Linked DNA regions of Homo sapiens: region 2 is linked to region 1. A link is a loop called in an ENCODE intact Hi-C map of the cell type or tissue named here. Cell type or tissue: GM12878. All regions are shown on one strand. Links, peaks and the distances in the headings refer to the core of each region. The heading gives the core; the rest is flanking DNA. Region 1 holds the start of LOC105371002 (a long non-coding RNA gene). Region 2 overlaps LINC02253 (long intergenic non-protein coding RNA 2253).

Region 1 (10,386 bases), core at 1,402-9,401:
CAGAGTTCAGTGGTCGGGCTGGGATCCACATATGTCTGCCTGACTTCAAAGTCCTTCTTACCATGAATGTATTACCTATCAAGAAATTACTTTGAGACCATTTGGGTTTTAGGGAATATTAAAGCCAAATACATACTCTTTCTTTTCTGCTGACAAAATTGTTAAGGCTTGAGTTATCTTTCCACTTGGATTAACAATGACCTTCAATATGGCAAATACTGATTGCCCTTCTGTATACAGACGCCACCCCAAAACTTTCTTCCATTGCCTTTATCTTGAACTAGGAAACATGTGTTCCCTGCTATCCCCACAACATGAACTCTGCCTTTTCAGAAAAACATTTCCAAAGTTAACACGCTCCAACATAAAGGCCTAGAAGAGCCTCCTAAAAGCCAAGGAGTTTGTCGTCATGTAAAGACTCTTCTCTAGTTTCTTCATAGTTACCTGCAGATCTCTGTGGATGGGAGGTTAATACAAATGTTAAGAAGGAACTGAAGCGTACTTTTTTATCATTTGGTTTTTCATGTAGGCAGACTTCTATCTAAACACAACTTTTATGATTTTTAAACAGAAAGGTATAAAGAAAACAAAGACAATAGATTTATTTATTGCTTTCCATTTAAATCATCATTTGCAATAGACTTTCTTTTCTTTTGAAAGGAAAAAATGGAGAGTTTATCCCTGGTTTCAACAGGTTCTGGAAAACCTAATGAAAAGAGTGGAAGCAAGCACACTGAGAATAGAAAAGTCTTTGTTTATCCCAGGAGCCCTGCATCTGTGAGATTCCACAGCTCCCTGGACAATCCCCTCACAGGAGGCCACCTGTAGGAGCACAAGCCCTTCAGCCCTGGGGGCTATTTTGCCTCTATCCTCTGCAGTCAAACCACCAGCATGCATTCTGTGCTATGCTAAATCTGGTAATGGCTTTTCTGAAACACACACCTGTCCATTAAGAATGGCAACGAGACTCCCAACTCATTTTACATAGGCTACTGCACAGCAGTGGATGTTAATGACTTTGGAGTGTTTTGTCTTTGACAATAAGCCGGAATCTTGACTATGCAATTGACTGCAACTACATAAATTGCTATTTGGAATGAATCTTAATATATACACTTGTGTATATGAATACAGCTAGCTGCACTTTCCCCATACGATCATGGTTGTTAACATTCTACCCATTTTAAGTGAGCAAATTTGAATAAAATGGCTGCGTAATACATTCTGTGTTAACATCAGCTATTTAAAAAGCCCAAGGATTAAAAGTTAATTCCATCCTTTTAATTCAAGGGACATATAAATGGCATTATGGGTAGAGCCAACTCCTCTTTTATCAGTCCTTTCATGCTGCCTCCTCACTAATTCTTGGTTGTTCAAATGCTACCTACATAATAAAAGCCTTGAGTTAATTTACTAAGATTTTACACCAGTGCAAATGAAAGAAAGGAAAGTGCTAAACAAGGCAATTAGCACTCTGTTTAGTGCACTCCCAAAATAAATGTAGGCAATTTACAATTTGGCAAATGGCACTCAATCCAGATCCAACTCATTTATGCCTAAGGGGGTGGTACAGTTCATTAGGGGGAAAAAGTGTTTATATATATTATGCTATTGAGGCCCAACCCATTTTGTACTACAGCAACAGATGTGACTCCTCCTGAGGTTTATTAGCGTTTCTTGCAGAAAAACGCCAAACTATTATGCTTTCAAATAAATGGTCCAAAAAGAATGCCTTTTACTATTGAGTATTAGTAGCTAGCTTTACAAGATGGGGTGGGGGTGGGTATAAGTGTGTTTGAGAGATGGTTTGCAAAACTTATAGTCGTGGATCGGAGCCTTTTTTGTGGCTGGAAGCATGCATTTCCTACATGGACTGCAGTTGCTGAGATCTGCAGAAAGTGTTCGCTTGAAGTATTACTGACTTTCTTAATTGACAGGAAGGTTGTTTCAAGCCTTTCATGTTTATTCTTGTAAGCCTCTTATTAGTGCAAAAATAATAGATGTTGTTAATGCAGAATCACAACCAACATTAATATTTAAGATGCTAGAATGAAAAAGGTTAAATGTGTGTTTAGATTGCTTTTGAACAAAGAGCTTTACGAAATAGTTCAGAAACGTAACAATGGACCAAACTTGGACCAATTTTGCCTGACTTTGAGTCTCTCATTCTTTGGGGGTTTATTCTTTATTTTAGGAAGATGAAGTTCTTATACACTTTCACATATTCCTGCCATTTGGAATTTGTATCCCTGCTGGAATGAAAATATGAAAATTGACATCTGAGGAAGGAAGGTGCGAGGAAATCCACCAACCTCCCCAGTATTTTTGTTTATTTCTAAGTCTATATAGTTCCAGTGAGTGATTAAAAAGAAAAAAAAAAAAAAGACAAGGCAAGGTAAAAGCATTCTTTTGTGCCCTCTAGCTGCTAGAAGCACAAATGAAAAATAAAATTCTCTGATGATTAAATTCACCTAATCTGGCTTAGGGACTGGGATAGAGGGGAGGGGACCACAATTCCTATGAGCAAAAGTGTTTTTTTTTCTTTATAAAAGACATCAGGATAAATAAAAGTTTACCATCTTGTATTAACTGCACGCTCATTTTCAAAAGACAAAGCAGAGAAATAATTCATGAGGGACTCTCAGAAAATTAAACTGGGATATCACTTCTCTCAAACAGCTAATTAATATGACACACATATTTTGGACTATGCATTGCTTCGAGTATTGATCACTATTTTAATTCTATTTCTAATGGAAGTTGAGTAGAGATTGCAGTCTAGAATGATTTTTGTTTGTTTGTTTTAGGAATAATGTAATTGCTTTTAGAATTGCTGACCAAGCTAGAATGCATACGTAAGTTTATGAAAATGAATGGGGTGTGTGTGCTTTATTTATATGTAACCTTCTGCTTTAGGGTCACTGTTTGCATGATAATTTTATCTAAATCAGTCCTTAAGGAAATGTGGAATTTGTGGATAGAAGTCCTGATAGCAGTTTGGAGTTTGGGTTATAGCCCTTTAAATCCAGGGTGCATTTTGAATGTAAAAATCAGCACCCTGTGTGATCCCTTGCTGCTGAAGTGGGGAATGTTCTGTGAAGGTGGAGTAAGTGGCTTACTTGTGAGATAGCTTCACAAGGGAAAGATCCAAATGCCCAATTTACTGCACGATTCATTTAGGAGGAGAAAAAGTCTTGCAGCTTGGCACACGCCTACTGCCCAGAATTCTGAAAAAGAAACAAAGAAATAGTTTGAAATTTGCAGAATTTAAAACAACGACAACAACAACAAAAGCCCTATCCAAGTTTCCTAAGAAAACAGCTCCATTACTGCCCTACATTTTTCTGTGTATCCTGGAGAGTGTGTGGGTATGGGGGAGGGGCGGATGGGGTGGGAAGGGAGTTGAGCTCTTTAATGATTCAAGGAAATATACGAGAACCCCTTTTTATATTTTTCCCTGAAGTGAATACACAGTTCAGAGGACTCAGTTGAGTCTCACAGCCATTCCCAGCAATTCCCGATACAGTGGAGAGTTCAGCAGAAAGGGCTCAGTCTCAACAGATGTTCTAAGTGGCGCCTCCTGAGTTGCTCTTGTGTGGTGGAGAAATACAGAAATCAAGCTAAATCAAATTAGGCAGCAGAATAAGAAAATAAAGGTCAGGTCCACCAGCATCTGAGTAAACAGCCTATGCCAATGTGGCCATCTACAGTCAGGAACTAATTAAGGGCTGATTGTCCTTCTCAGTGAAACCTCAAAAATGCATGGTAGTGAATTATTAAAAACAACAACAACAAAAATAATACAAAACCCCCACACTCTGCAGTGTGCCAGATGAAAGATAGGGAACCATAATATCCCGCGGAATTGTGTCTCTTGGATAGAGATAGTCCCTAAATCCCCAGCTCTCTTTGTTTTGATGACAATTTTTCTTCCTTTAAGGAAGCAGAAACTATGCTCTAAGCCTGTCTTGTGTTACAGCTCCTTTTACCTTTGTCTGCCTATCTCAGCTGGTATTTAATTGGTCAGCAATAGGAGGGAAGTCTCCTTTGAGGTAATGAATATTGACTGTTTATGTTGAAATGTCACTGTGAAAAGAAAGCCCAGCACCAAAGAGGGAGAACCCAGTGTGAGAGTCTCAGACACAAAGGAGACACCAGTGAAACGGAGGCATTGAAAAGCAAAGCAGCTGAAATTCAAAGAGCAGATGAAACAGAAATGGCCTACATGTGTGGGAATTTTAAGCTAGCAATTGACAGGTGAAAAAGTCATTATTTTACCTGTTATAACCAAGTGTAATTGCGTGTTTTTCCTAAAATGGCATGGGGGCCATGGTTCATATAACTATTTCCATTGAGAAACCATCCTCATCTTTTAATGAATAATTTTTGTTTCATAAAGGTGATGGGTAAACCTGTTTCTAATTATATGGATTTGAAAAGTTAGAAAAAAAAGAAAGGGAGGAGCTACTTTGCTAGGATGGCCCTCTCTTAAAATGGTTAGATCTTGCATTTCTCAAATGAACCTGCTGGGTCTGAAAAGTTTTGCCTGTTGCAATTATAGATTTTAAGGCAAAAAAAAGGGAAAGGCAAAATGCTGTCACAAGCCAAGTACAGTCTGCTAATTAGTTTAGCTTGGTTGGAAATATTATCATTTAATAATATGGGACATTATTTACTGCATATCTTGGTCATTTGATGGTGACCGTGAGCTGACAGCTGAGACAGTGTCTCTTTAACCCTCTCTGTGCTGGTCAAGCACTTCCCCATTTAAGTCTGGTTTTGCTGGGGAGCTATGGCTTAATTCACCCACAATGGATTTTATGTCACTGTGTGAATTGGATTTTCCCTTCTTATATTTCCCCCAAATGGTGACCAGCCAGATAAGTAAAATCGGAAAAAGGACAGCAAATAGAGAATTTCTATATGATTTCAATGTGTAGGAAGTTCTAACGTTGCCAAGTTTTTAAGTCTGAGAGGAGTCTCCCCATCCTTCTTTGGGCTTCATGACCATTTTGCAAGTTAATGATAACTACAAGTATTGTTTTTCTTGCCTTTTTATTGTGGAAAAGAAGGCAAATGAAACAAAGGGATTACTATGTAACTACTGAGTCACACTCGTGGGAAAAATAAAATCACTGTGGAGTTAAGATAAACAAAAAACTTCAGTTTCTGGTCCCCATGAATAAGGCGGCTGTATTTACAGTGTGGTTTTACTGTTCACATATTTAAAGTTCACATATTTAAACTTTATCATAATTGGGACCCCATCATCACACATTTTTAAGGCAAGAGCTCATTAGCTTTCTCTTTGGATCCCAAATGCAGAAAGGATTCCGTTTTTGTTGCCCAGCCATTCAATTATGTTTTCCAAAACCCGGAAAAATAAAAGATGACATCTTTAGTCACACCCCACGTCATGCTTGAACCCTGACCTGTGACACTCACCTAACTTGAACTAACAAGCTGCATGCCCCACGAAGAGTGATACTTCTTCATTAGCAAGATCCATTTCACCTTTAAAAACCCTTGGTTTTCCGTTTGCATTAAGTGAGATTGAGACGTCTTGGGTCTCTCAATGACATTTAGGAATCTTCCAAGACAAAAAAGGAAGTCGTTACATCTCCAGTTCACCTGCAAAGAAGATGTCATTAAAAGAGGAAGCAAAATGAAACCCTGTCAACTTGTTAGGGCCCAAAAGGTAATTCTGCCATCAAATATGGAGTCGGGGAATGATACAGAATCCTTTTATTACTGACACGAAAGAACCTGCTGGTGTCAAAGGTGTCTCCTGCCAGAAAAGTTCAGGTGTTGCTAAATTCATTAATGTGTCAGTTTGAAAAGATGTGGTCATTCCTGTTGTCTGTAGGGATGAAAGCTGGAATCTGCCTGCTCCTGTCAACACACTATCATCTTAATTTCGTTTGCTCTGCACCTTATTTGCCATCTGTAAGGGGTTAAGGGCCATGGGCGATGGCTTCTTAAAAGACTACTAATATTTGACATATATCATTTCAATCTGCCCTTTCACCACCACCCCCTACCATCAAAAAAAAAAAGTTGTTAAATAATATTACTCGTGATAGTTTGCTTGCCAGATGTTTGCTAATGAGGGTAGTAGAGAGACAGTGAATCTCTTCTGGTCTTTTATTTATTTTTATTATGTGAGATAAAAGATAAGGGTACCTAGTCTTTATAAGGCTATGTGCTTTCATATAACCATGATACATTTTTATAGGAATTTGATGCTTAAATATTCAGACATTGGAGAGGTTCTCTCTTTCATTTAAGGATCCTTTCTTCGAATTTTATCTCAATAGGATCTTTTGAAAATGTACAGGATTTTGTAAAAGATGTCTCGATAAACAAGATCTAAATGAATGTTATACGTGTGATATGATAAAGAATGTTGATTTGGCAACTTATAGATCAATTTGTATCGGAAAGTATTAAAGTGATTATAGTATGGAGAACAAAATATCAAATAAAATACATCACTTGCAAATAAAACAAAGCACAAGTAATATTAATGTAACACCAGAAAATATAACAGTCACTTTTCTAAAGATATGTGTTATAGATGATGGTTTTAAAGACAAACCACACTGCAATAATTTAAATTTTTAAATTTCAAATTTGAAATATCATACTAGTGTAATCAAATTTCAGTTATTGTATGGATTATGTCAAAAAAGCTAAATCACCAATTTTTATACCTTGGTTCAAGGCAATATTTGTTTGCTTAATGTTTTTCAAAGAATGAGGTGAAGTTTTTTGCAATTTTCTTCTAGAAACTTTCAATAATCAAATGATAATGAGGAAATGACAAATGCCCTTTCTAGCTAAGATTACAGTCTAATAGTGATTAAAATAACTTGAGTTTTCGACCAATTTGGGTTCCTATCATTATTATTTATTTTGCTTATATAGATGTAGAACTCAGAAAGAGTGCCATATTATGACTCTCATATTCTTGCCAACAATAAACAACATTAATTTGCATGTGGGAAAGTAATGTCGTCACTCTTTAATAAGTTTGTAGGTCCGTATTTTGGAGCCTGGCTACTCTACTTCATGTGTGTTCAGATTATATGTCTGAATTTCCCCACCTACCTCCTCTACCCTGTCTTAGTTCTCAATCTTTCTTGCATAAAACAGAAAGTACTTTCTTAAAGTACAGAAAATAGTCTATTACAAACAGATATATTGTTGATACTCATCAATGTTGCCTTTTCCCGATCTCTGTTTTAATTAAAAATTCAAATATTTTCCTGAAATTATCAAGCTTGCTTTAAAAGGGGACTTTTCTAGTTCTAAAATACAAGACAAAACAAAATAAAAAATTCTCTTATTTTTAAGCAACTCATTTATATGTTAACTCAGTTTGAGCATTTAAAATGACCCCAAATATGTGTAAAGCACACATATATATGACCACATTAATGATTTCCTAATCAATCAAGCAAAGCACCTTATTTTTACTTCAGCCCTGGACCAAGATGTATGTGATTTTCAGGCCCCAGTTTCAAGATTGCATCCTGAATGTTCATGCATGCACTGAGATGCTGTGTGTAGATTTTCTATGTAGGAGCGTTACAAAACTTCAGCTAAAGATAACCACAGTGTGCAGCTCTGGTGGGAACTGGGGTGAGTGGGTCTTGCCTTCATTGATATATGGAGCACTTAACCTAGTGAGAAGCGCAGAGGTGGTTGGAGGGCCCCCCCCGATGAGTTTTTCAAGTTGATCTGGTGGTTGTATTGTCGGTCTCTCAGGATAGTATGCAGGGGGCACACATTCTGGACTTTCACTCGCAGGGAGAAAGAAAATCAATCTTCGTGCCCCAGAGATGGAATTGCTGATGCAGAAAGTCACTGAGGCATTGGAGTCTTGTAAGAAAGACTCTGAGGAAATGGCTTCGGGCTTCAAGTAAGATCTTGGACTGCATCAGAGCTCTCTGGAGATGCAGGGCAGTTCAAATATAAATAGAAAGGGTGTTTACTGGCGTTGGCCCCAAGTTGGTGTGCTTTTTGATCAAGAAAGAGAAAAAAATCAGCTGCAATTGGGGACATATCTGTGGATTAGAAAAAATAAGTATAGCTGAAATGCTTTATTCTTCACTAGAGCGTGGCCTGTGCCCCACTAAGGAAAAGTCATCCTCGGATTACCATCAGTCATTTTCCATAAGAGCTGCTGTAACTTTTTGATAAGCATCCAAGTTTGCAGATAGCACTTTTTGTCTGAAGGTAATATTTGATATTAATGATTGCTCCTAGTGATGTAATACCTTTCAACCTGAAGACTCCCAAGGCATTTTGCAGCTAAAATCATTTTGAAAATATTCTAGATTACACACTCTAATGTAGTCAGTGACTGAATGGCTGTTACTACTTGGGAAGGCAATGCATTCATTGAAAAGAACCATTTTAATGAAGTGATCATTTTAAGATCAAGAATGAAGGGCGCAAGAGCTTTTCATGGTAGCATTCAATGTAAACCGACACTGGCTGTGTTGCTGAATTATCTTGCCCTTTGAAAGCCCCACTATTGTTCTGAGAGCACCCATTTGTGACACAGAAAAACCAAGAGTTGCAAGGCCCAGATGAGGGTACCTGGTTGAGATCTCGATTTTGATAATTAGACTTTATTTTTTTATTCCTACAAAGCCATTAACAAATACACCATTTCACTGGCTCCCCTTCTTCAATGTAATAAAAAGCAAAATTGTTTGTGCAGTCAATAAAACTAACTGTGATGACCTCTTTGATTTTTTATTATACTTAGAATTTACAAATTCTCTCACTTATCCCATTGCTTCACATTAAGAAGGGCAACTAATGTTTAAAAATTCAGTTTTCATATTGTAGTTTAATAGTTTTAAACTATTTCTACTGTCCTAATTAGGAAGGTGCAAATAAAACATTTTTTCTGATGGTGCAAAGAGACTTTTTTTTTTTTTTTTGCTTCTTAAACAGGGTAGGTGAATTCACTGTGGCAGCTTTTAAACCTCTTTTTCTCTCACTGTAACAATGCTCCTGGTAGAGGGCCTGAGAAGACAGCCCTGTGGGTGCTGATATTTTTTTCATGGTAGAGAAATCTGAATTCTTGGGGGCATCAAAGGAGTGAAGCAGGTAATATTTGATTGGCAGGACATTCTCTGATTTACACCCCTCTATCTTCTAAGCCTCATCTTCAGGCTTGTCCCCAGCAGACCATAGGCAAGAAGCCATTCTCCAGAAAGCTGTGAGATGTTACCAGGTCTCCCCCAACCCATATTTTCTAGGAACCTTTATTGCTCACTTAATGTGAGTTGATGGGATTGAATGCAAAAATCATTGCCCCAAATTCCTCAATGGAGAGTCATCATAGTGGCCACATCTCTGTTCTCATTCAATGGGAAGAGATGACCAGTGTCTTTGTTTATTTGTTCCTATAAAATGCAACCACTTGGCAGAATGTAGTAGGTCAGTAATGGAGTGTTTTGGTAGAATGGTGGCAGAAACCCACAGTGTTTCAAGCTGCCCTGATGCTAAAGGATGGAAAAAATAGGGCATGCACCTCAAGTGTTCATTTATTGTCAGCGCTAAGCTGTGCTTCTGACATTGGCTTTGAGAAGGAAATTATGACATTTAAAAGAATCTCCCAAGCTTTATAAAAAGCCTGTGAATATCTATAAATATTGATCCAAAATGAGTGCAATGAATAATTTATAGTGAAATATACTTTCTTTGTCTTTCAGTTTTTAAAGCAGCTTGGGTTTTTTTTCTCTAAAAAAATTACGGTTAGACAAGCATATTTTTCCTCTACGTTTTAGAGCCATTTCTTATTTTTAGAAAAAAATGTGTTATTTGCAAAGGATGTTGGAAGTTCGGGGAAAAAAAGCAACAACAATGCACACATTACCAAAATGGAAACATATTGTAGATGTTCTAGTTTCAGGGAAAAATATAACAAGATTTTTTAAAAAGTTTACATAATTTGTTGTCATAATTTTGTTGTCTTTGGTGCATGTCCTCAATTTGCAGAATCATTTAAACATTTCTATGTTTACTTGAATAAAAATAGGAATTTCATTTGTTGGAGCTAATGATTCCAACCCAAAATATACTCTTGTGTAATCAGAGCAAAATAAACAGGTGCGTCCAGCATCACTCACCGTATGCCTGAGAACGGGCAGCCCATTTGTAAGACGAGCTAAATATTCTCCAACCTAACCAGGAGCTGGGCTCTAATTGATTACCTTTCTGGGTCATTTTTGAAATGTCCATTAAATTTTCACAAGAGGCCAGAGTACCCCAAAGTGTCCTACTCTTTTTCCCTTTCGCTCTATGCCCCTAGACAGAAATACATAGAAATGAATGCCTCCCAGTTTTCTTGAAGAAGCCATTGGT
Region 2 (10,386 bases), core at 929-8,928, 540 kb after region 1:
TTGTTGTGAGCCACATGATGTTTTGAAGTATTTATACATTATGGAATGGTTAAATCTATCCAAGTAACAAATACATACATCTTCCCATCCTCCCGTGTGCTCTAAATCCCCAGTCTCTGATAACTATAATTACACTCTGTTTCTATGAGATCAACTATTTTCGAGTCCACATATGAGAAAGATCATGCAGTATTTGTTTTTCTGTGCCTGGCATATTATACTTAGCATAATGTCCTTCAAGTTCATCCATGTTGTTGCCAATGGCAGAATTTCATTATTTTTTGTTGTTGTTGAATTGTATTCCTTTGTGTGTATGTACCACATTTTCTTTATCCATTTATTCATCAATGGGCACTTGTGTTGTCTCTATATCTTGGCTATTGTGAATAGTACTGCAATAAACACGGGAAGGTGGATATCTCTTTAATGTACAGATTTCATTTCCTTTGGATATATACTCAATAATGGGGTAGTTGGATCATATGGTAGTTCTATTTTGAATTTTTTGAGGAACCTCCATACTGTATTTCATAGCAACCGTATCATTTTACATTACAATCAACAGTGCATTTTACATTACAATAAACAATTCTAAGTTCTCCACATCCTCAGCAATACTTGTGTTGTTTTCCATTTTGTTTTGTTTTCATAATGGTCATGCTAACAGGTATAAGGTAAAATTTTCTTGTGGTTTTGATTTTTATTTCCCTAAGGACTAGTGATATTGAACATCTTTTTATATTCTCATTGGCCATTTGTGTATCTACTTTGGAAACTGTCTATTAAGTCTAGTGCTAATTTTTAAATTTGACTAATTGGTGTTTTTTGATGTTGAGTTATAGGAGTTTTTGCGTACTTGTGAGATTTATCCGTTATCAGATATGTGGTTTGCAAATTTTCTCTCATTCTGTCGGTTGCCTTTTAACTCTGTTGATTGTTTTGCTTGCTGCACAGAAGTTTTCAAGTTTGGTGCTATCATTTATCTATTTGTGCCTTCTTGCTAGTGCTTTTGATGTGGTAACCAAGAAATCATTGCAAAATCCAATGTTACAAAACTTTTTTTTCAACTTTGTTTTTCCCTAGGAGTTTTATGGTTTCAGGTTTTGAGGCCTTTAATCCATTTTGAGATAAATGTTGAATATGGTGTAAGGTAGGGTTCAAATTCATTCTTCTGCAAGTGAGTTCTACTGCTTGAGAAGTATCACTTTAGTTCACACTAAATATTCCCCGAGTAAATATCTACTTTAATAGTACTATAGTTGTATTTAAAATAACATTAATTAATAAACACATTAAGAAACTAGACATGAACAAAAATATCTAGAGTTGACTTATCCTTTATAAACTCCATTTTCTTCTTGAAAACAGGCACAATACAATAAGCAATTGCATTTTCAATAACAAACTCAAGCATTACGAATATACGTTAACTTTCCTACAGCTATTTGTTGAAGAGACTATTCTTCTCCATTACAAAGCCTTAGCAGTTTGTCAAAGATCATTTCATTATAAATGTTAACAGTTTTTGTAAAGCATTTTTTTCTGTTTTGTTTCATAGACCTATTGGTCTATCTTTATGCCATTACCATACTATATTGATTATAGTAGCTACGTAATATGTTTTGAAATTAGGAAATACGAGGGCTCCAGGTTTTTAAAATTTTTCTCAAGATTGTTTTGGCTATTTGGAGTCATTTTTTTTATTTCTGCAAAAATGTCATTGGGATTTTCACAGAGATTGCATTGAATCTGTAGATGACTTTGGGTACTATGTGCATTTTAAGAATATGAAGTCTTCCAATCCGTGAAAACAGGATGTCTTTCTATTTACTTATATTGTCTTTACTTTCTTTAGGCAATATTTTGTAGTTTTAGTGTACAGGTGCTTCACCTTCTAGGTTATAGTTTTTCCTAAGTATTTTTTCTTTTTGATACTATTATAAATGAATATTATTTTCTTTTCAGATTATTCATTGTTAATGTATGGAAATGTAATTGATTTTTGAATGGTGACTTGTATCCTCAACTTTGCTTAATACAGTGATGCCATTTGGTCCTGTGCTTTTCTTTGCGGGGGAATTTTTATTATTATTACTGATAAATTACTCGTTCGATCTCATTAGTTATAGATTTTTTATTTTTATCTCTTCATGATTCAGTCTTGGTTGGTTGTATGTTTCTATAAATGTATCCATTTATTCTATGTTATTTAATTTGTTGGCCTACTATTGTTCATATAGTTGTCTCTTATGATCCCTTTTCTTTCTTTTGCATTGGTTGTAATGTTTCCTCTTTTATTTCTAACTTTTGCTAACTGGGTCTCTACTTGTAGTCCAGCTAAAAATCTGCCAGTTTTGTTAAACTTTTCAAAGAACACACTTCATTTTATGGATTTTTAAATTGTTTTTCTATTCTTTGTTGAGTTTATTTCTGCTCTATTCTTCATTATTTCCTTCCTCTGCAAACTTCGGGTTTAGTGTTCTATATATGTCTGTTGGTCTAATTTGTTCATAGTGTTGTTCAAGTCGTCTATTTTCTTGTTGATCTCTCTGGTTGGCCTATCTCTTATTGAAAACAGGGTATTAAAATTTCCTACAATTATTATGTTGCTGTCTATATATCTCTCTATTTCTGTCAATGTTTGCTTCATATATATAAGTGCTCTGCTATTAGGTGCATATATAGTTACAATTGTTATATCTTCCTGGTGAATTAAACCTTTATAACAATATATTGTACTTCTTTGTCTCTTGTGATAGTTTTTGACTTAAGGCCTATTCTGTCTGATATAAGTATTGCCAACCCTCCTCTCTTTTGATTAAAATTTGCATGGAAAAATCTTCCATCTTCTTGTTTTCAACCTATGCATGTCTTTTTTATTTAAAGTCAGTCTTTTATAAACAACATATAGTTGGATCTTGATTTTTTAAAAATTTATTTAGCTACACTGTGTCTTTTGATTGATGAGTTTAACCCATTTATACTTAATTACTGAATTATTATTTCCATTTTGTTAATTGTCTTCTGTATGTATGGTATTAGTTTGGTCCCTCTTGTTCTCTCTTGCTGTCTTCCCTTGGGTTCATTGATCCTTTGTAGTGTCATGCTTTTATTTCTTTCTTAATTGATTTTGTTCATCTTCTATAAGTATCTTCTTTGTAGTTATCATGGGGATCCCATACAACATCGAGAATTGTAGCAATCTATTTTAAAATGAGAACCGCTTAGCTACAATTATATACAAAACTACTCTTTCAGATCTCCTTACCACATACTTGTTACTGATGTTACAAATTACATTTTAAAAAATATTTTGTATTCATTAACATTGTTTTACAGTTGTAGTTATGCTTATATTGCTTACATTTTTTACTTGAATTAAAAGTGCTGTATGCAACACCATTACAATATTATAGAATTCTGTATTTATCTCTATATTTGGCTTTACCAGAGAGCTTTATGTTTTTCTGTGCTTTTATGTTGCTACATAGTGTCCTTTTTGTTCAACGCCAAGGACTGTCTTTGGTAGTTTTTATGTAGGTCTGGTAGTGATGAACTCCCTCCACTTTTGTTCATCTGGGAAGTTATTTCTTTTTGGTTTATGAAAGATAGTTTTGACAGATACAGTTTTTATGTTTGGCTGCAATTTTTATTTATTTTTGCCTTTTGAATGTATCGTCCCACTCACTTCGGCCTCTAAAGTCTCTGCTAAAAAACCCACTGATAATCTTATGGCAGCTCCTTTCATGTGATGAGTTGCTTTTCTCTTACTAGTTTCAAGTCTCTCCTTTCACTTTTGTCAGTCTGAATATAATGTGTCTTGATTTGTACCTATTTGGGTTTTTCTTAGTTAAAGTTATTTGAGCTTCTTGAATTTAATGTGGTCTGTTTTCTTCCTCACATTTCAGATAATTTTGGCCATTATTTCTTCAAATAAACTCTCTGCTCTAATCTTTCTCTCTTCTCTTTCAGACTCTCACATAATGTGTATATTGGTCTGCTCGTGGGTGCTGGTACATCAATTAGACTTTCTTTACTTTTCTTCATTCTTTTTTCTTTTTATTATTATGACTTGATAATTTCAAATGACCTGTGTTAGAGTTTACTGACTTTTTTTTTTTTTTGCTTTGTGAGATCTGCTGTTGATCTGCTGTAGTGAATTTTTCAATTCACCTATTTTATTTTCCAGCTCTAAAATTACTTCGCTTTTTCTCATGTAGTTTCTATCTCTGTACATATTCTCATTTTGCTCATTTGTGGTTTTTCTGATTTCATTTAGTTGTCTATCTGGCATTCTCTTGCAGCACACTGAGCTTCTGTAAAGCAATGATTTTGAATTCTTTTTTAGATAGTTTGTAAATATCAATTTCTTTAGAGTCAGTTTCTAGAGATTTAGTTTGTTCCGTTAATTGGGTCATGTTCTCCTGTTTCTTCATGTGTCTTCTTATTTTTTGTTGTAATTTTTTTATTTGAAAAAACAACTAACACTTCGAGTTTTTACAGACTGATTTCATACAGGGGAATACCTTCATCAGTCAGCATGACTAGAGATTCAGAGGGCCTCTCAAACATGTTATGGAAATGCATTTTCTCTGAGCTTGTGCATGTAATTTCCAGATTAGAGAGATTTGCTGGTTTCTTTTTTAGGAGTTTGTGGGCTCTTGCTCTCTCTTGTGTCTGTCTGTGGTACTGCAGGTTCTCCAGAACTATATGCCAAGCTCTCTTTTGTTCTTTGCAGTCCCCAGGCATTCAAACTATGACAGCTCCTCATCAGTGCCCTAAGTCACATGAGACAAAAATCAGTCCCTTAGGTAGCCTCTTAAAAAGCTAAAAAATTGGACATATATTCGATTCTTCTCTTTCCATCTCATTGTAAAAGTCATTAGCAGGATACTTTTTCCCAATTGTGGTGAGCTGTTTTGGCCTTTGTCTACAGTGTGACAAGTACTGGCACTTCTGGCACTGCAAGAAGCCACTGAACTCTCTTTTGTACTAAGTGGCTACCAGTTATCCAAAGTATTTTGGTTCTATATCAGTACTCTGAGTCAGGTGAAAAAAATACCAGTCTCTTGGACAACCTTCCAAAAATCACACACACACACACACACACACACACACACACACACACACACGTTTTCTATTCCTGTATTTTTTTCTTTAAGCTAAATTAGAAGATGATTAGTTGCTTCAGGTTACAATTTATATAGGAATATTTTAAATATTTTTAGAGAAATATATTCACTTCATTAATGGATTTGGAAATAGATTCCTGAAATAGAAACTTGAAAAAATACTACACATTTACTTATTTAAAAAATCCATTTTATATTCTGCTTTGTTTTGAGAATGTAGTTTGAGTACAAACCAGATTATTTCTGTAAATATGGAGAAAATGTTCATCTTAGTGTATCAAATATAGTGAAAGAAACCAGAATTCCACTGCTTCAGAAGTATCACTTAAGTTCACATTAAATATTTTTCTGAGGAAATATCCAGTTTAATAATGCTATAGTTATATTTAAAATAACATCTTAATAAACATGATAAGGAACTAGAAGTGAACAAAAATATCCAGAGGTCACTTATTCTTTGCAACCTCGATTTTCTTTTTTTCTTTGTGTGTGTGTGAGAGACCAGAATTGTTTAAATACTCAAATCAATCTCCCCAAGCATTAGGGGAGCAGAGTTTTTAAGGATTACGTGGTGGATTGGGGGAAGCCGGTGAGCCGGGAGTGCTGATTGTTCAGGGATGAAATCTTAGGGAGTCAAAGCTGTCTTCTTGCGCTGAGTCAGTTCCTGGGTGGGAGCCACAAGATCAGATGAGCCAGTTTATTGATCTGGGAGGTGCCAGCTGATCCATCAAGTGCAGGCTCTGCCAAATATCTCAAGCACTGATCTTAGAAGCAGTTTAGGGAGGGTCAGAATCTTGTAGCCTCCAGCTGCATGACTCCTGAACTATAATTTCTAATCTTGTGGCTAATGTTAGTCCTACAAAGGCAATCTAGTCCCCAGGCAAGAAGGAAGTCTGCTTTGAGAAAGGACTCTAACCGTCTTTGTTTAAACTATAAACTATGTTTCTCCCGAAGTTAGTGCAGCCTATGCCCAGGAATGAACAAGGACAGTTTGGAGGTTAGAAGCGAGATGGAGTCAATTAAGTTAGATCTCTCACTGTCTCAGTCATCATTTTGCTATTGCGCTTTCGGTCCCTCCCTTTGGGTTTTATAACACCTTAATCTTTAGGTGTAGGCTATGAAGATGGGAAGAGGCTGTTGATCACTCTAGATTTTTCCTGCTTACAGGGGACATAGCGGGAATGGGAGTGAACCCCAAGGAGAGAAGAGTAGACCTGCTTCACAACTGTCTGAGTGTATTTATGCAGGCTTGGCTGGGCTTGCAAGGCTTGTGTGGTAAAAATATACTTTTATTTATGTTTCAGGATGATATTTAAGTAAACAGCATGTTTATAAGATAAATAACGAGTCCTAGGATGAGGACTACAATTCCCAATTTTAAAAGCAAAGATTTGAAAACATTAGTTTGGAGACTTCTAACCCACAATGAATTTAGAATTTAGTCTAAACTGCAGAAAAAACCTTAAGAACGGTTAACAACAGTGTACTTCAGTTTTTCTTTTGAAGCATACTTTTGTCTCCCTCCAGTCCCCATTTTTATTAAAAACAAATCACAATAGAACTGATTTGTTTACAAAAGAAACTTTAGTCTTACTGTATTTGGCCTGATTATTTGCATAAAGTGCAGCAAGAATAATTATTTTTTACTTAGGTTTTTTAAATTGGCTTTGTTAGAACTCTGTTCCATGAAGAATCTCAGATAACACTTATTAAAAGCCGAGCCCAGCCATGGGTCTGTACCCTCAAGTACCTATGAGTTGGGCAAATTCCTCTCCTCTTGAGGTCCCAAGGTAACTTGGGGTTCCTGGGCCTGTTAGAAAGTGACATTCTTTACTTACCACAGGTCAGGAACCTTGTACAGGTTCCTGTACAGGTATCTTGTACAGGTACTCTATGCGGACAAAGTATGAGGCCAGATGCCCCAATGGGCTTTAATTGGCTCTATAAGTCAACTTTGATTCTTTAAAGGAGGCATGCCATTCCAGTCAAAGCCTTGGTAAAATAACCAATTTCTCCAATTATATCCTGTTACAAAAGAAAACAGATTCTTATTGCACTTATGCAATTAACTGTACTGCCATAAATTGAGAATACTCACAAATAGTTTCCAAATTCTGGAGAAATCAGGTAGAGGGGAACAAATATGCTCCAAATTTTGTTCACAGGAGTATATTTTACTCACTTGTTAAAGTTGCAAATAGCTTTAAAGAAATAAGTTATCTTGACTCTGAAAACAAAAGGATCAGCAACGTTTAACACATCAGATCTCCATGAGACTCCTAGAAGTTTCATTTTTTCCTCTATTCAAATAGCACAATTTTTAAAGTTGTCTGAGACCTGCACTCACAGTCCTATATCTGATTATAAACTGCCTTTTGAAAAGGATCAAAACAAGACAAAATGTCTGTGGATGACAAGTAAATAGCCCCTATTAAAGCTACAGGTGACTAGGAATTTTGGTTACTTCTGTGGCATACAACAATTTTATATAACAATTATTATTAATAATGTACATTAAATCATATCAGAATTATAGAAGTTTCCCATAAATTTTGGAACACATACTAATAATATAATATTTATACAAATACAGTCCAAAGAAAACCAAACACCATTCACTCTTCTATTTGAAAGTTTTCCCTCTCTTCTAATGTCACAATCTCCAGAGTTATTAGTCAGAATCCTGCATTTAAGAGCACCTGTTAAATTTTATAGCTGATTATAAAACCATCTTTTAAAGAGGATGAAAATGAGACAACAATTGTCTGTGAATGACAAAAACACTTTTAGGCCAGCTGCAGTTAAAGACATGGTTGACAAGTAAATTTTTTACCTCTGTGGCACACAGTCATTTAACATAATAATTATAATTATTACAGATAGATAACATATACTAAGTCATATTAGAATTATAGGAGTTTTACTTAATTTCAGAACATACGCCTATAACACATTTACACAAATATAACCCAAAGAAAGCCAAACACCATTTCATATTTGGCAGTGCTTCCTGTATGATTTCTATACAAAATGAGCCAAATGTCATTTTTGGACTTTAGAGAACCTAATATCTAAAAGATTAGTCCAGAAAGAGACATACTTTATAATTTGATTTTGGAAAGTTTGTCAAATATCAAAGGTTTAAAACACTTGATATCACAAAATAGAATCCCAGGTTACCTTAAGTCATTCATTTTGGCCAAAATGATAACTCTAAATAAGCTTTAAAAAAGAAAACCTTTACTCTAGTAGAGGAGACTTAGCTTTCCAAGCAACATCCAATAAAGGTAGCATGAGGCTAAATTTGTCTTTTCTCTCTCCTCCTTTTTTTCCCTGCCATTTACCCATGGGAGAGAAAGCAAAAGTCTTTCATTATCTTTTAATGTTACACAAAAATCGTCTTCAAAAGAGAAAAACAAATTTCATGTTTGCATTAGTGCATCCTTAACGTAAAAGCTAGTTTTTTAAATAAAATTTTGTATCTCTGTCCAGTTTTAATTAGTTTGAACATAAGATTTCAATACACTTTTTAGATCCCTTTACAATTTTCCATCAAACAGCAGGTCAATTTTCTAAGAAAACCCTGTTTTTCGGACACATGGGCCCAGATTCTGGCCTTACAACATCATTATCTTAATGTTTTAATCTGCAGATAAAAGCTAAATAATTTCTTTTAAATTTTAGCCAATTTGTTTATACCCACAGAATTTTTTTATCAGATCAATCCTTTTTACAAATCCTTTTTACTTTGCTTAAACCTTCAGTTTTCTTCCGTTACTCTTTTAGGTTAAGACAATCTTTAAAACCCTCTGAACTAGACAAAATTACATTCCCTTTAACAAAAGCCATATTCCTATGCCTTCTTATAATCTTTTACCAAAAACACATTCCCTACACACCTTGTTTGTAAAATTGTCTCTCCAGTGGTCTCAATTGCATGTTACAATGTTAACTCTTAGCAACTTTTATTTTTAGTGAAAAACCTGATAAGTAAGTGATTTTAATTATGTACCAGGGATGGAGCCTAGGAAATCAGACAGAAATGAAGATAAAGTCTGACTCTTTTTAGCATATCTAGAGGGGATGGCTCTCCATATGTCCCCAGGCTTATCTATAATCTAATGCTCCAAAGTAGGTAAATCGAACAATTTTCAAAAGTCAAAGAAATAATTTGACCTTAAAGCATTTAGCAAATCTGATCTCTGACCTTAATTTAGACCAAATGTCTACATTTTCAAGGCTTTTTATTTACCAATAATCTTTAAAAGTGTCTTTATTTCCAAAAGATTACTAAAGTCACGAGAACAAAAGGCATTAAAGTTTCTATTTTTGTGACAAAATATTTAAGTGCTTATCTTTCTAAGCCAATTAATCAGAGCTCTTTTATATATAAATGCCACACACACACACAACACATACAGGTAGAAGATTTGGCATTTGCAAGATTTTTCATTTGCCAGTTTCTTAATTGGATCACTGGCTTCAGGGTGGAGCCCTTGGAGGAAGAGGGCCAGGAAAGCATTTCTGGGGCCAAATAAGCAGCAAATAAAGAGCTGAAGGCAAAGACAAACCCCCAGAGTTAAGTGCGCCATTTTATACTGGATCCTGGATCCCCAAAAGGAGGGAAATATTACGGGAGAAGACAGTGTGGTGCTTTTACCGACGGTGCATTTCATAGCAAGGCAACCCAAAGCTAATCAGCCCATTTTGTAATTAGACCATCACCCATGGGAGTCTCATCTCTCAGTGGGGGGTGGGGATGTTTCCATATCTTCCAGGTGGTCAAGAGCATGCTTCTCTGATCCAAGTGTGCAAAGAGTCAAGTGTCCCTTCATAACTACTATTAGGCATCCCCTATAGCATGTTTTCTACCTAGTTATTACACACCAAAGCTCTCATAATGAGAAGTAATTTTTGATACCCTAAAACCTCTTTCTCTTCTAGAAAATAAGCACAATACAATAAGTAATTGCATTTTCAGTAACGAATTCAAGCATTACATATTTTTGTTGATTTGAAAACACTTTGGACAAGGGTGATGGGAGGGCAGTGGCCTAAAAGAACTAATGAGGAAGCAGGAACCAGGGAGATGCCAAAAAAATTACTATCAGAAAGGATATTTGTTAAGTGACATCATAAACATGAAGTCAAACATATGCCATAGTGTGTAGATGACAATTCCAGGAAAATGTTAAGAATGTAAACAAACTTCATGGTAGAGTGGGAATTTCAGTACCACCATCATTAAACAATT

What was found. Hi-C counts contacts between places; a loop is a spot of excess contacts. Peaks named below come from ENCODE experiments on the same cell type or tissue, not always from the same donor. Only the 100,000 strongest peaks of a DNase experiment are listed, where the experiment ranks them.
Region 2: a loop joins it to region 1, with 2.3 times the contacts of the local background. A loop is called at or near these places in 2 of 110 quality-filtered maps.

The regions. Positions count from the first base shown.
Region 1 is chr15:96,699,239-96,709,624 of GRCh38, forward strand. LOC105371002 (a long non-coding RNA gene) reads right to left here and starts at 5,577. Exons shown (of 3, transcript XR_001751745.2): 1 at 5,446-5,577; 2 at 3,120-3,227. RefSeq lists an enhancer at 3,795-4,405. In GM12878, for the core only: no CTCF peak of the experiment used is centred there; no DNase peak of the experiment used is centred there.
Region 2 is chr15:97,241,288-97,251,673 of GRCh38, forward strand. All of the region lies in intron 2 of LINC02253 (long intergenic non-protein coding RNA 2253), which reads left to right. Among named protein-coding and RNA genes, the nearest start is that of LINC02253, 12 kb to the left of the region's middle. In GM12878, for the core only: a CTCF peak has its summit at 4,687; no DNase peak of the experiment used is centred there.